Linked DNA regions of Homo sapiens: region 1 is linked to region 2. Evidence: chromatin loops called from intact Hi-C (ENCODE). Cell type or tissue: PC-3. All regions are shown on one strand. Each heading gives the region's core, and the rest is flanking DNA. Links, peaks and the distances in the headings are about the cores only.

The links. Peaks named below come from ENCODE experiments on the same cell type or tissue, not always from the same donor. Only the 100,000 strongest peaks of a DNase experiment are listed, where the experiment ranks them.
Region 1: a loop joins it to region 2, with 2.4 times the contacts of the local background. A loop is called at or near these places in 2 of 110 quality-filtered maps.

Annotation. Positions count from the first base shown.
Region 1 is chr2:63,608,997-63,620,752 of GRCh38, forward strand. It overlaps a transcript of WDPCP not described here. Among named protein-coding and RNA genes, the nearest start is that of MDH1, 26 kb to the left of the region's middle. RefSeq lists enhancers at 5,434-6,296, 6,297-7,159. In PC-3, for the core only: no CTCF peak of the experiment used is centred there; DNase peaks (open chromatin) are centred at 5,745 and 6,235; H3K4me3 peaks cover 1,889 bases; H3K27ac peaks cover 1,661 bases.
Region 2 is chr2:63,858,394-63,863,393 of GRCh38, forward strand. All of the region lies in intron 3 of UGP2 (UDP-glucose pyrophosphorylase 2), which reads left to right. Among named protein-coding and RNA genes, the nearest start is that of UGP2, 19 kb to the left of the region's middle. In PC-3, for the core only: a CTCF peak has its summit at 3,048 (motif pointing left); a DNase peak (open chromatin) is centred at 4,588; H3K4me3 peaks cover 85 bases; H3K27ac peaks cover 911 bases.

The DNA of each region.
Region 1 (11,756 bases), core at 2,813-7,812, 250 kb before region 2:
CTCCCTTCTATATTCTCGTGACATTAGGACTGGAATTTGGCAAGCCACATTTCTTTACCAGCTGCTCCTTGTTAAAAATGTGCTAATGGGCCAGGCGCGGTGGCTCATGCTTGTAATCCCAGTACTTTGGGAGGCCGAGGCGGGCAGATCATTTGAGGTCAGGAGTTCAAGACTAGCCTGGCCAACATGGTGAAACCCTGTCACTACTAAAAATACAAAAATTAGTCGGGCATGGTGGCGCATGCCTGTAATCCCAGCTACTCAGGAGGCTGAGGCAGGAGAATCACCTGAACCTGGGAGGTTGCAGTGAGCCGAGATCATGCCACTGCACTCCAGCCTGGGTGACAGCAAGACTCCATTTCAAAACAAAACAACAACAACAAAATATATATATATACACACACTAATAAAGGGTACTAGAGGGGGACTGGATGGCAGAAGAGAAAGAAAACATGCTCTTACTCCTTCCTGTTGGTTTCCTCTATCATTACCTTCTATCCACTTTATATAAGCCAGAAAAGAAAAAAACAAATGAATCAAACATATCTTTAGAAGAGCAATTAGTTGGAAGCATGAAAACTAATTTCATGTAGAATTAAAAAGAAAATCTTGGCTGGGTGCAGTGACTCATGCGTGTAATCCCAACACTTTGGGAAGCTAAGGTGGGAGGATTGCAGACCAGCCTGAGCAATGTAGTGAGACCCCATCTCTACTAAAAATAAAAAATTAGCCAGGCATGGTGGTGCACACCTGTAGTCCCAACTACTCGGGAGTCCGAGGTGGGAGGGTCGCTTGAACCCGGGAGGTCAAGGTTGCAGTGAGCCATGATCATGCCACTGCACTTTAGTCTGGGTGACAGAGCAAGATTGTCTTTTTAAAAAACAAAAGAAAATGTTATATGAAGAAAGTATGTATATATGAAAGTTATTGGAGAGATCTAGATTACTTGTAGAAACAAGTAATTTTTCACCAACTTTGCCTTTGAAGCATGGGTTTCGGTTTGAATATTCACACTGTGAAACTGATTATCTCTTTATGCCATTTTTTTAATGCTCTTCACTTCCATCACCTTTACCAAGAGAACAAAGCATTTTGTTGCTCCTTCTCTTAATGGAGTCCAGGCCCAGGAAGTTGTGTCTTCAAGCAGCATGATAATATGTGAAAAGCCTATGCCTTTCCTAAGCATTTTTACTAGTACTTGAGGAAATGATACATGGATGCATTACAGGGCAAAAGACATTACATTTTAAGCCAATAAAGTTAGATTAAGAAGCTTTCCAAAAGAGGTACAATCTGTATAAACCTAAACCTTAAGGGAATATTGACCTCTGCAGATCATGACCCTGGTAATGTTTCCTGAACAACAAGTGGATAGCCAGTGCAGCTTTATTTAATTCTAATAAAACATAAAGAAGGAGTGGGGGAAAAACCCTATAATTCCACTGCCAGTTAAATCATAATTTAAATAAAAGTTATATATACATTAGAAAATCAATGAAATGGTGTTAAATGAAAACCAAATTTTTGTTTATCCTTACAGGGAAAAAAATACACATATTTATTTTGAGAATTAAAAAAAAAAAAGGAATACATAGTGAAAAGAAGTGTTCTTTGCTCACCTGACTCCCACCCATTTAAGCCTTGTTTTTGTCCCATGGCCTATAGCTCAGAAACATTCAATGCATAACCAAAGTATGTATGTAAATATATGTGTGTGCATGTAACCATCCCCTTTTGTACATAAATTATAACACACTGTTCTGCACTCTGTGTTTTTCCTTTAGTAATACATCTTAAAGCTATATAGATACTTAGCGTCAGGCACAGTGGCTCATGCCTGTAATCTCAGCACTTTGGGGGACCCAGGCAGGCAGATCGCTTTGAGCTCAGGAGTTCGAGACCAACCTGGGCAACATGGCAAGACCCCGTCTTACAAAAATAAAATAAAACAATTAGCCCAGTTTGCTGGCTCACACCTGTGGTTCCAGCTACTTGGGAGGCTGAGGTGGGAGGATTACTTGAGCCCCAGAAGCAGAGGTTGCAAAGAACTGAGATCATGCCACAGCACTCCAGCTTAGGTGACAGTGCAAGACCCTGTCTCAAAAAAAACCATAAAAGCTATATAGATACCTGCAGAGCCACCCCATTCATTTTTAAAGTTATGTAGTACTCTGTTGAATGGATATACCAAACTTTATTTAGCCAGTCTCCTATTGATGGACTTTTAGATTCTTTTCAATCTTTTACTACTATAAAGATGCTGGACTATTTTTGTAAGTTGGTTATTTCATACATGTACAAGTGTATCTGCAGGATAAATTCCTAAAACACAGCAGATTTTTTTTAATACTGTTGAATCTAGTTTGTTATGAAAGCAGCAGCCTTCTGGATTTGATATTATATGTACATTTAATACCATTTTAACTGTCCTTTCTAACCCCCCACTTTTTTTTAACAATACCTTGATTAAACCAGCCACAATATTTCTCAAGAAATGTTGACCAGGGGAAAAATATATTAGAAAGTACCTTTTTGGTATGTAAGCTTAAGAATTTGACTATGAAAAACAAAAAGCAACAAAAATAAGTTCCTAGTTGTCCTTGTGAAATTGGTATGAGAACTCATCATCTTTATGATCTTGATGGCTTTAAACAAACCTCAAAACAAGAAACATATCTGTTTTGATTTCTGAATATTGGTGGGTTCTTAGACAAACTAAAATGGTTACTGACTCAGTAGAAATATATACGCTTTCATTCCAGTAGTGTCACCTAATTGGTATCATCCAGCACAATATAGTGACAGTTCAATACACATTGTTGAATAAATGGGTTCTTGTCAATTTGCCCTCTAACTCTGCTGGGAATAGACTCGTATTCTAAATCAAACTCATAGCCTGACCTGGGTAGCACAATTGAGTAAAGCACTTTTAAGCAGAATAGACATCTTTAAAACCATCCAGTTTTCTCATGTCCTTACCACCATCACCCTGGTCCAAGCCATCATTATTTCTTCATAAAAGACTTCTGCAATAACAATGGAAATGGGAGCTCAGTTTGGAGTCTATGCCTCCCCTCTCTCCCTAGTCCAATCCAGACTTGCTCTAGAGTTACTGATTAACAACGACATTTTACTTCACGTTTTTTGAAGAATAGACCAACTCATGGGCTTGGAAGTCAGACAAGCTTGGATTCCAGCTCTGACTCTTTTTAGGTGTCCTTAAACAACCTTTCTACGTTTTGACTCCCTCAGATACAAAATGGGGATATTAATAGTACAACCTTTAAAATGTTTTTGTGAGGATTATTTAAATGGAAAGCACATGGTAAGGGCTCAATTTACTTATTGGGTTTGTAGGGGATCGAAATACGCCACCCCAAAATATGCCACTTTAGCATAAGAAGTATTTTGAGCTAAAGTCATTTCAGATTCAACAGATACAGAAGCAGCCTTCCCAGCGCCTCCCTTGTCTGACTAAAAGCAGAAACTTCTGAAAATAAGGACTGCCATAAATCCTCTCTCCTAGGGAAGTTTCATGACCATGAAGAAGACAGAAAGTTGGCACTGACATGGACATATGAAAACAAACCTTATTCCTTTTGTTTCCCCCATACACTTACCTTTCCACAGTTTACCACCCTTGAAAGCTTAAAACCTTTTCCTTTGTCTTGTCACATCTAAATGGGCTGGTTTTTTGTGAAGATGCTATATAAACTCAAATTCTAACCATCGTTTTCAGTTACTCATCACTGAGTTTCTCCCACATGTATGTGTACTACATGTGTTAGTAAATTCTGTTTTTCTTTTGTTAATCTGTCTTTTGTCAGTTAGATTTCCAGGGCCCGAGATGGAGGCTAGGACCTAGGCAGGTAGGGGAAAAATGTTATTTTTTTCTCCCCATAGGTTTTTTCCTTTTCTTTTCCTTTCTTTCTTTCTTTTTTTTTTTTTACTTCTTAGCATCACTTCAAAGTCTATTATAATGTGGCCTCAAGTGACACCTTCCAGCCCCGTCTTTGACTATTATTCCCTGTACCTTCCATACCTTCCATGCTGGCCATGTTAAAGTACTTGGACAGTTAGTCACGTGCATGGCTCCATGCCTTTGTTTGGCTGTTCTCTTTGCTTAGAATGCTCTTCTCTGCTTCTCTAGACTGCCTTACACATAGGTAGTCAACATGTGCATATTGATTAAGGGGGGAAAATCCCAAGAACTTTTGTCCCACTGTCTTAAGACTAGTCCTCCAGTAGTAGACCCTAAAATGAGGTTTCTGAGGATTCAAATGCATGTGATTTACTAAGGCAGTGCTCCCAGGAGAAATCTCTAAGGAAGAAGAGCAGGAGCAGGGAAAAGGAGGAAGCCAAGCAATGGTGCATCTAGCCAAGGATGGCTCCAGCCTGATGAAATCAGGGAAACTTCTGTTCTTAGGCAAGGAGCCTGGGGCTTTTATTTCATACTCCCAAACCTCCCAATCATGGGATGGGGGTGGAGAATGTAATTCCCAGCCATTGCCTGCTCTCTATGCTGCCAGCAAAGCAGGCTGTAGCAGTACAGGCACAGTCCTCCAAAAAGAACCCCAGATGCTAGCTGTTAGAAGCAAAGGAAAGTCCAAGGGAATGGGAGCATGGGTGCTAAAAGGAATCTGGGCAGAAACACCAACATTATTCACCACTTCCACTGTTGGAGTGCAGAGAACAATACCCCAAAGTATGATGCTTTGTCATGCCGAACACTTCTGAATTAAAGGAACTTGGAAAGGCTAAGAACCGAGGAGTTTCTAGCCTTCTCTTATTTCTACCCCAAACCCCAAGCACAGGGAGAGGTTATCTCTGGTATTTCCCTTGTCTGACTGAGGAAAACTTCTTTCAAAAGAAATGCAATTGTCTTAAGACCCCCTCCCTAGGAATCTCATCAAATAACTAGGCAAGATTAACCACTGGAGAAAAGACTAAACATCATCACCATGCTCGGACAGACTTTTTATTCATTTTTCTGAGAGCAGCTCCAAGAGATTACCTGGGAGACTTTATTTACATAATATAAGAACCTCCGTTCACAGGGAAGTTCTGACCGTCACTATCCCACCACCTCCCCTAGTGCTCAGAATGAAGTTTTGTTCCAGAACAATGTCTGTTCTTTGGGCTCATTCAATTATCCTGAAAATCATTTACTACCCCTCAAAATTGCCCACATCCCCCATTCCCTCTCCCCTATGAAGAAGATTTTTAAACCTCAACCATCTGACCCTTCTTTGAGTTTCATATTTTGTATGGCTTCTGTACACACTTGCATGTTAATAAATTTGTATGCCTTTTTCTCCTGTTAATCTCCCTACTGTCAGTTCATTTCAGCAAACCTTCAGAAGGCAAATGGCAAACTTTCCCTCCACTCCTATGTTTACCCACTTAGTCTTACTCCTAATGAAGCCTAGATGAACTCTATCATTTTATACTTAGAGGGAGATGGCACTGTTAGGGCTCAGAACACAACAGCCCAAGGTATGATGTCTTTGGTATGCTGAGTACTTTGAAATGAAAGAGGCTGGAAGAACCACAGAAGCAAAGTCTCTCTCTGACCTTCTCTTATCCTCTTGTCTCCCATCCTTTTTCCTCCCCAAAGCAGGCCTATAAACTAGTATTCCTCTTCCCCAAGGTGACTCATAGCAATTAAAACTCCTGTTCCCCAAAACAAGTCATAAAACCTAGAAAGACCTCTTTTTCCCTTTTCACTTGAAGAACCTCATTCCATAGGAATTCTGCCCCATACCTTGGAGGATGAAATGCTTCCCAGAGAGGAATTTCAAGAATCTGAACAGACAGGCCTTGCTAGGTTTCTCCCCTCAGTTGATTACCATTAGATCATACCCTGTATCCAATCACATTTCTACGCAACTGTCTATTCTTCATTGAACCTAAGCATAAAAACAGACAATTTTCCCTAGGTTTGGGGATTTTCATTCTGAAGCCTCCCGTATCACATAAAACTTTGATAAAATAAGTTTGTTAGGCTTTTCTCTTGTTAACCTGTTTTTGTTATAGTGAGAGAGGAGGTAGAAAGACACTAGCTAGGCAGACAGGGCAAAGAGTTCTCGGCAGAACTTCCCTTCTAACAAAAAGCAGCCCAGGAAATCACTTACCTTTTAACAAAGAGCAGCCTGGAAGATCAGGCTGCAAACACAGATAAGGAAGCAGCTATGACACAGAGGTGGAGCTTCCTGGGTAATTGGCAAGTTTCACATACATACGGTGGATCCCAGTAAACACAATGGGCCTTAGTGAGCACATTCCTTTCCTTTTTACGACATACTCATGGGGAGATGCCTGCAGCCGCACCAACAAAAAAGGAGTACCTGGGGCCAGGCATGTCCACCGTGCGGGATCTACCTCCCCTTTTTCAGCACATGCACAGTAGGAAAGAAATAAGCAATGCGAAGAAGCTCAGGCCAAGGAGCCGTCTGCATAATAAAAGGTAGGGGTGGGGGCTGCCAGAGATTTGTGCTCTGTGCAGATGGCACACCTGGTTCTAACCTGTTTTTCATGCCCTAGGTAAATAAGATACCCCCTCCCCACTAACTCATTTATAAAAACCCTTGCATTTCCCTGCAGAATGGCAACACTTTTGGGGACCCCACTCTGCAGCAGAGAGCTGTTTCTTTTGCCTATTAAACTTCTGCTCTAACCTCACCCTTGGTGTGTTTGTGTCCTTGCTTTCCTTGGCCACAAGACCAAGAACTTCAGGTGCCACCCCAGGCAATGAGGCCATTTCAAGAGGGGTGTCAGCCACAACCCTTAGGATTACACCTGGGTTCTGCACATGATTTATGTGTGCATGATTTTCTACTCATGCTTCTTCTCTTACTTTGTGGCCCTGAGAATAAGCTTTCTCGTTTCACCATAGAGCTAAATTCATAGCACTACTTATTCTAGCTGGAAGTTACCTTGGTAATAATAATATTCTCAGGCTTGAGCTGGGGCATTTCCAGAATAAAGTTGCTCAGAGTTAATGCTCTCCTGTTCATTTATTTTTTCAACAGAGAGATTAGTCTGTGCATGGCATTGTGCTAATTCCAGGTACATTGATGAATTCTATCTTTATGGAACATACTATAAATAACACACATATAGTACAATAAATTCTTTGCAGGAAATAGTGCAATGTTAAGAAACTTACAGAGGTGAGAATCTACTTAGATAGGGATGGTTCTCTAAATCTTTCTGAGGCATTGATATTTAAGGCCAAGATCTGAAGAATAAGAAGGGAGAGGGGGAGTTCCTTCCTTACCTCACAAAGGGAATTATAAATGGAAAAGCCTTGAGCCTGGAAAAAACTCCTCCTGTTTTAGGAAAGAAAAGGTCTGTTTAGGCCTAAAACAAACTGGGGGAATTAAGGGAGGGAGGGTAAAGGGGCTGAAAATGGAATTGGAGAGGTAAGTAGGAGCCAGTCCATGCTAGACCCTCACCTTAGCCTAATAGGCTAGATTTCTTTTTAACATGCAAAAGTAAGTCTAATGTGCACCTTTGAGTCTTTTATATATCCTTTACTCTATAGCATAAAATAAGAAATATAAAACAAAAACGAAATAATTTTAAGATTCTAGTGGCTTTAGTATTGCCAATAATGTTGATTAGTGGACAACTTTGCTTATGTGGAAAGAGACCATATTACTCTCCTCCCTTCCTCCTATATTAGAATGCAAATAAGTAGCATTATTTAAACACAGCAACCCACGTGGAGAAGAAAAAAATCATTATTTTAAAAAGTATATGCAAATAAGGATATTAGTGATAATGTGAAAAGGACTAAATAAAATTACAATCCATAGAAGGATTTTAAAGCTAGAAGAAACTTTGAGATTATCCAACAAAATGCTTTTTTTTAATTGAAGTAATGACAAGGATATTTACGGTTTAAGAATTTTTTGTTTGTAAAAACAAAATGCCTTTCTCTAACATCCCCAAAAGTAAAAATAAAGCTGGAGTAGGTGGAAAAACAAATTTAGAAATGGATGCAAACCAGGAGCTTTTGCCTTGTCTCTGATTTGGCAGCAGGTCTTCTGGGGCAGAACTGAGCACTTGTAATTAGCACCTCACCACAGGAAAAATTTGTAATAACTCTCAAGAAAGCCATTCAAGACACAGAATAAATTCCACATTGGCCATGCTCTTGCAGCCATAAGAGATAATTAACCATGTTTTAATGTATTTGTTGGAGTGATAATGTAGACCAGCTGCCTTTCAATTCAGCTATGAAATTGAAAATAAGGATTTTCAAAATTATCTTGAACTTAGAGATGGGTTGAAAATAAGATTAAAATGATTACATTGTACTTTCAAATGAAATTATAACCTCATATCTTCCTTATTTCATACGTGTTTGAGAGGGAAAAATGCTTTCTTATACCCTTCTAGGTTCTGTGGCTGGTCTAAGAATTAAACTGACATAGATTAATAGGAGAAAAATAATTACATATGTACACATAGGAGTCCCACAGATATATGAAACTAAGCAGCCAGGTGATTGAGACTTTCATATTGTCTGCGGTTACAGAAAGGAATAGGGGTTTGGGGCTGCTCAGGGGTGGTGGAGGCAAATTGTGGGAAGGCTAGAGGAGGAAATGTATAGTGAATAAAAGTTGCCTGCCTTGTTATACAGATAAGAGTCTCTCAGGTGATAAAAGTTGTCTTCAGGGATGGCCATCTTCCTGGAACAAATACCTTTACTAATGAAAATTTCCTTTATAAATGTAAATTTCCTTTATAAAAGAGGAAATTTATACTTTATTTTAGGCAGTTGAGATAAAGAGTTGGTTCTCAATTTCTTTTAGCTCAAAATAATCAGCATGCCAAAGCAACATATTTTAGAATGGCATGTTCTGAACCCCTTCATATGCATATATGTACACATTTGTTTTCAACCCAGATCAGGTAAATACAAACACTTATCTTGAAACCACACTGCTTTTAGGCAAGACAACATGAAAATAAAAAAGAAAATAGTTTTTAAAAATTCTTTATCTGTACTGTTTGTTTTCTCTTATGTTTTTTTTCCATTGATAAAAAAATGCATTTTGCATTTCAATTACTAAATCCTTGAGGATTAAGACAGATTTAAATGAAAGAGGGGCTTATGTAAATATACCACCTTTGAGTCAGAAATAAGAACAATTTTCTTTTCTGCTCAAATATCAACGCCCTGTTGAGAAGAAGATTCCCCAAAATGCTCAAGCAAGTGCTTAGAATGAAAACTCAGCCAGCACAGAGTGGAATGAAGAACTGGGAAAGCTTTATCTGGAAGGTTTTATTTCCTGGGGGGAAACTGCACCTTTGAACTTAATAGCTTAACGGGAAGTACAATCGGCAACTAAGGTAGAAATGGACTTCATTGCTTTCCTTCAACACACAAAGTACATTCGAGTCTCATCACCAATTTATTATTAAGAATTTAATTGCCCAGGTGTTAAGCATTTTCTTTTTCTTTCCTGAATTCATTTACTGCAATTGTGAAATGATCAGTGATTATCCCCTATGTTCCTCCCTTAGATACTGATACCACCACGCTGGAACGATTTCTTATTCAACACTCTTGAGCTCTAGTTGACAATTCTGCATGCCCTTGGTTCACTTTTTGAAGCATGGGTACTGTGGGCCTTTTAAAATGTGTTACTTTTGATAGAAGGATAGAAGTGGGATAGTAATTTTTTTTTTTTTTTTTTTGAGACAGAGTTTCGCTCTTGTTGCCCAGGCTGGAGTGCAATGGCGCAATCTCCGCTCACCGCAATCTCTGCCTCCCAGGTTCAAGCAATTCTCCTGCCTCAGCTCCTGAGCAGCTGGGATTACAGGTATGCACCACCTCGCCTAGCTAATTTTGTATTTTTAGTAGAGACAGGGTTTCTCCATGTTGGTCAGGCTGGTCTCAAACTGCTGACCTCAAGTGATTCGCCCGCCTCACCCTCCCAAAGTGCTGGGATTACAGGCATGAGCCACTGCGTCCAGCCTGGATAATCATTTTTTGTTTTAAATGGGTTGTAAATTGTATGGTGTGAAGAGGATCTATTTCATCCTGATCCGTGTTAAAATGTAAAATTAAACAGAACCACTATCAGGTCTCCCAGGAGGACTTTATTCTGTCATCTTCTTTGTTTCTTGACCACCACTCCCTTCCTCCAATCCATGTTAGTTGGCTGGCCATTTAGGGAGCACGCAAAAATAGTGAAGGGCAGAGAGGAGTTTTAAACTGATATCAGTATGTTGGGTCATGGGTAACAGATCATCAGAGAAAATTATCCAGCTTCCTTTTAAAAGATTTTAACAGAAGGGATTTCAAGACTTGGAGTACCCAACCTTCTTTACCTTCATATATCCACATCCCTCCTACCCTTGATGACTTGATTCAATTATCATCTACTCTATAAAGCTCAATCTAAAATGAGCCTTCCTCTTCAAAGCTTTCATAGATTTTTGGTACAGCTAACTCATGTGGCCACTGGTCATGCACTTCCTTGCAGCATTGCCTCCCTTTGAACTTAACTGCTGTCATTATTTACTCTTCCTCGGTCTATGTCCTATTTTACTAGATTGTAAGCACCTGAAAAAAAGGATCTACATCTTCTATTCTTTAACAGTGCCTGGCACCATGCTTTGTATCTAAGGAGATCTTTCAATAATTATTATCGATTTCAAATATTAGCACCATGTAACTGGTTCACATAAAAATACAAGGATTAGGAAGTGGCTGGCAAGATGGCCAAATAGGAACAGCTCTGGTCTGCAGCTCCCAGGCAGATCAATGCAGAAGGTGGGTGATTTTTGCATTCCCAACTGAGGTACCCAGCTCATCTCATTGGGACTGGTTAGACAGTGGGTGCGGCCCATGGAGAGCAAGCCAAAGCAGAGTGGGACATTGCCTCACCTGGGAAGCGCAAGGGGTCGGGGAACTCCCTCCCCAAGCCAAGGTAAGCCGTGAGGGACTGTGCCATGAAAAATGGTGCATTCCGGCCCAGATACTACGCTTTTCCCATAGGCTTTGCAACCCATAGACCAGGGGACCCCCTCAGGTGCCTACACCACCAGGGCCCTAGGTTTCAAACACAAAACTGGGTGGCCATTTGGGCAGACACCGAGCTAGCTGCAGGAGTTTTTTTTCCTACCCCAGTGGCACCTGGAACACCAGTGTGACAGAAGCGTTCACCCCCCTGGAAAGGGGGCTAAAGCCAGGGAGCCAACTGGTCTAGCTCAGCGGATCCCACCCCAACAGAGCCCAGCAAGCTAAGACTCATTGGCTTGAAATTCTCACTGCCAGCACAGCAGTCTGAAGTCTACCTGGGATGCTCAAGCTTGGTAGGGGGAGGGGCATCCACTATTACTGAGACTTGAGTAGACAGTCTTCCCTTCACAGTGTAAACAAAGCCTTTCGGAAGTTCGAACTGAGTAGAGCCCACTGCAGCTTGGCAAAGCCACTGTAACCAGACTGCCTCTCTAGATTCCTCCCCTCTGGGCAGGACATCCCTGAAAGAAAGGCAGCAGCCCCCGTCAGGGGCTTACAGATAAAATTCCCATCTCCCTGGGACAGAGCACCTGGGGGAAGGGGTGGGTGTGGGCACAGCTTCAGCAGATTTAAACGTTCCTGTCTGCCAGCTCTGAAGAGAGCAGCAGATCTCCCAACACAGTGCTTGAGCTCTGCTAAGGGACAGACTGTCTCCTCAAGTGGGTGCCTGAACCCCCTGCCTCCTGACTGGGAGACACCTCCCAGCAGGGGTCAA
Region 2 (5,000 bases), core at 1-5,000:
GAATCTCTCTTGTTTTTTCCTAATGAGAAAATTATATATATAGTTCCTAGTTAGAGGTACGTTTATTTGCATATGTGGAAAATGTCTTTCAGTTCTTAATGTTTTAAAAACTATACATAACATTCTCACTATAAAAAAAAAAGCTAAAAAATAAAAATCTCACGTAATGTTCTCTCTGAGGAGCCTCTTATTTTTGATGTTAAAGCTAAAATTCCTCTTGGCTGTAATGCTTAACAGTTACAATATGCATTTTTTTTTAGGGTCTATTTTGGTCTTTAATTTCCTTGACCCTAGTGAATGAATTGTGATTTATTTTTCTACTTTTAAGTAGTAGATTTAATAGTATTTTCTTCCAAGAAAGAGTTAGAATTCTTCTGGATAGGTATGTTGTTTAAGAAAATAAGTAGGTGTAAATTCAGTCAGATTCTTAAAAATGTTTGGGAACAGCCTAAAATTATAATAAATTTAGGCACTATTTATTCCCACACCCCCCCGCCCCCCCGAAACACTTATAACTTTTGCTTAGGAATTACCCTAATTTAAGTAACCTCACTTATATAATTTATGATGGACCTGGGTGTAGAAGTGTAGTTTCCTTTTTTCTTTTTTCTTTTTTTTTTTTAGACAGTCTCACTCTGTCACCCAAGCTGGAGTACAATGGCATGATCAAGGCTCATTGCAGCCTCTATTTCCCTGGGCTTGTGTCCTCCCACCTCAGCCTCCTGGATAGCTGGGACCACAGGCATTTACCAACATGTCTGGCTAATTTTTGTATTTTTTTTGTAGAGATGGGGTTTCGCCATGTTGCCCAGGCTGGTCTCAAACGTCTGGGCTCGAGCAATCTACCTGCCTTGGCCTCCCAAAATGCTGGGATTACAGACATGAACCACTGTTCCTGACAGTGGTTTTGGTCTTAATTCTTGCTTGCAGACCTGGGAATTTTTTGTTTTCTACTGTACAAACTTAACTTTTCGGAGACAGAGCCTACTTGAAGGAAGGTACGCAGATTTATTATGTTCAATATATTTTAGGGTTCAAGAATTAGTTTTTTTCAGTGGAGAAATCTATCTTTTGTACTTTGAGAGATCATGATATATAGTAGGGATTCTTGAAGTGGGGGTCAGAGGGTGGAGAAGGAAGGAGAAGAGGAATCATGGGATTTTTTCGGTTCAGTACTACCCTACCCCATTCCCAGGAAAGTTCTGATAAATTCTTTCAGGAGGCTATGCCCATGTAGTGAGCCATAGTTACTGATAGTAATACAGAATTGATATAGGACAAAAGAATAGAAATATAAAATAAATTCTAGATGTAACATGATTTTATGCCGTCTTTTTCTGTTTATAAAAGTGTAAGTCTTCATTAAAAGTGTCTTTATTTTGAAGCATAAGTTTTAAGCTTCTTCAGAAAATGTATTTGCAATCCCATATGCCCTTAATCTTGAAAATTTTGGAATGCAGAGGCAAAAAATAAGTTTGCTCTTCAACTACGTCATGAGTTTCTTGAGGGCACAAATGTGTTTTATATACGATATGCATGTTACCAGCTTTTGCAGATAGTTCTGAGAATACAAATCTTGAGCTAATGTTTGTTCACCTTGGTTCTTTTGGATTCCTCCTTCTAGCCTCCTCGTCCTACTCTTCTCTTTCCCATAGGTTTCCTTTCTCAGGTCTTAGAGATTATTATAGAGATCAATTTTCCTTTCAAAATGTAATTTTTAAAAGTGAACATAGGTCTTTTTTTAAAAAAAATGCAAATAATATTTTATATTCCTAAGTAAAAAGAAATTACTGTGGAAGAACAGCCATTTAGAGTAACATTTCTCATGTCAGCCTTATATCAAAGGTGTGACATAAACATTGTCATACCAGTGGATCTATATTTTTGTGTATGAGTTGACAATTAGCAGAGTCAGCCACCTGGTTTGTAAGTAAAGTTTTATTGGAACACACCCACACATTCATTTATGTATTGTCTATAACTGCTTTTTTGCAACAATGGCAGAGTTGAATAGTTGGAGTGGAGACAGTATGGCTTGTAACAAAACCTGAAATACTTATTATCTAGCCTATTTACTGACCCCATTTTAGTGTATGTATTTTCAGAACATCTTTGGTAGCTTTCTTTATTTCTTTGGCCCTCAGAAAACTGACCTCATATGCCTTTGTCATTTCAGATGATCACTTTTAATTTTTATCTTTATTTTTTATTTTCTTTTAGAGATGAGGTCTTGTTCTGTCACTCAGGCTGGAGGGTAGTGGCACAGTCATAGCTCACTACAGCCTCGAACTCCTGGGCTCAAGGGATCCTCCTGCCTCAGCCTCCTGAGTAGGCAGGACTACAGGCATTGTGCCACCAGGCCCAGCTAATTTTTTTTTTTTTTTTTTTTTTGTAGAGACAGGGTCTCCCTATGTTGTCTAGGCTGGTCTTAAAGTCCTGGCCTCAAGTGATCCTCCTGCCTTAACCACTTTTTAGATAAAAATAGTTTTTCATAAATACTAGATTGAAGGACATATTTTATAGATAGGCATTGAAATTTTATATTGTGAGGTTTTACTCGTTCTTACCTTTTGTGTTGAATGCTTTGTTTTAGCTCTCAGTGAGTACATAGATGTTTTGTGAGAAGTCTTTTGAGTTCATGTTTTATGAATTATGGCTAATAAGAACCCAGTTTATAGCGTTATGGATAATGCTCTGCTCCTTCTTTGTAAATGTTAACTAAATGTAATAATAAGATTATCTTGATATTTAACTACATAAGTAAAAAAATTTTTATATATATATAAAGGTTAATGTTTTAAATTAGAGCAAGAAAGGACAAGCCAGCATATGTAGCTTATTTGACCATTTCATTGTTTTCCAGAGAGGTTATGAGAGTGTCTTGGTCTTGGCCAAGCTTACACGTTGGGCATGGACAGGGATGGGAAATAGATCAGAGTTACGAGGAAGTACGGGGCCTGTTCAAGAAGGTATTGGAGCTGACGAGTTCTCTTGAGCGCTAATTTAAAACCTGTTGAAGTCACATGGCTGGCACTGACCCCTGGTGGTGATGTATTTTCATTTCTATACAAAATATTCTCTAAAGAAGGCTTTTTTACCAGCACAGGCAACATAGACCTCACCTCTACAAATTTTTTTTTTTTAGTTAGCTGTGCATGGTGGCATCTACCTGTAGTCCCAGCTACTTGGAAGGCTGAGGTAGGAAGATCACTTGAGCCCAGGAGTTTGAGGCTACAGTAAGCTATGATATCACCACTGCACTCCAGCCTGGGCAACAGAGTGAGATCCTGTCTCAAAAAAAAAAAAAAAACAAAAAAACGACTTTTTCATTTCAATATTTAATAGGATCAAAAGAGTGAAGGTATATTTGTGAACAGGGAGGAGTTATGTAGGGTCATAGGGTAGAGAATTGGCATGAAGAGAATAGCATGCATCAATGTGGTATTTAGCTCCAATGGATTTTTTGTTTTGTTCCATAAAATTGCTGAGACTTTTTCTTAGTCTATCAATACAAAAAACATTAAAAGCTATTGTTTATTTATAAGGAAGTCTGAGGAAGTTACAGTTTATGTGTGCAGAGTACAGATACATAGCATTTTTTTTTCTGAAGGTGAACCGTAGTACACTGTGCATTTAAAGTTTGCACATTAAAAGAAAAAAATCTTGAGGCAATCTGGCCAAGCATCTGATATAGTATGCCATATAGGATGATTTGCTTTGAGCATGTGAAGATTTCCCAGCTGCAACTAGCCAATGATAAAGCCATTAGAGACTTGTTTTGTGTGTATGTGGAGATACACACACAAATGAGATTCTAAAAAGTATTCCACAAAAAGGAATTAGTGGCATTTAAAGAAATGGCTCTGAGGACATGGCTGAATACCAAAGAGTCTCATCATTTCTTTGACATAAAGTTTTAAAACAGTAATATATAGAAATACTGACACTAAGCAGACATACTAATTTAGCAAATATTGCCAAAGCTTCAACTTTTGATTTCATGATGAATTGAACAGTTTTTGAATTTCCCTCGGGATTACCTTCCTTCACATTCCTTCGTGTACAGGACTTTCAGAAATGGGGACCTGATAAAGGAACTGACAACAAGCCCATGATTATTAATTCCATACTGGTTACATGTCTATAATTTCACTTTAGAAATAGCAATAGCAAATACATGGAACTTTAATGGCAGTTACATATTTGATTTGATAGACTCCCGGTTTTATTGTTGGACCAGGGTCTCTAACTACTGCCTTTGTGTCCAAAGTAGAGGACAGTCCAGTCCCACAGAATTGAATTCATTAGGAAAATCAGAGTGTGGGTTTAGGTGGTAATACTACTATTTGAACATTGCCAGTCCCTCCAATTCCAATTTCCACCCCACAGAGAAAGTATGGTGTTAAAGAAATGGTGTTAAAGTTTCTGAAACTTCTTTTGCCCACAGGCAGGCTAACAAGAAGGGAGATACAAGATGATTTTAGTAAAGAGTCCTTTACTAAGGACTTTACTGGAACAGATTGTGACGTAAGCAGGTTGGTATTTGGAACTCCATTTCTGTTAGCATACCTTTCCAGCTCCCTGAGTCATCTACCTTTGTCCTTTCTAATCATACTAAAGTGGAGTGTTCTTTTAAAACTATCTTCTTAGCTGATAAGGATATGGGTCAGATGTTCCACAAGGTTGACTAATTTTATGACTTCAGCTGACTTCTATAAAAAGGTGATGAATATACATAACTGTTGGTAGTGTTTGAATTTTTTTAAACCATCTGTGTATCACTTTTACCTTTTACACTTAAAAAATACTCAGAAGTCTTTGAACTTCTTAAAATTTCTATAAAAATTCTAGATACAGTAAGGTTTAGGGAGCAGTTGGTACCTTCTCTTCATAGGTACCATCTACTTTGTAGGATCGTTTGCCATCTGTAACCACAGTGTTTTACTTATTTCTTGTTTTTTTCATCTGGGTTTTCTGCCAATTCTTTTATTGTCATCTCT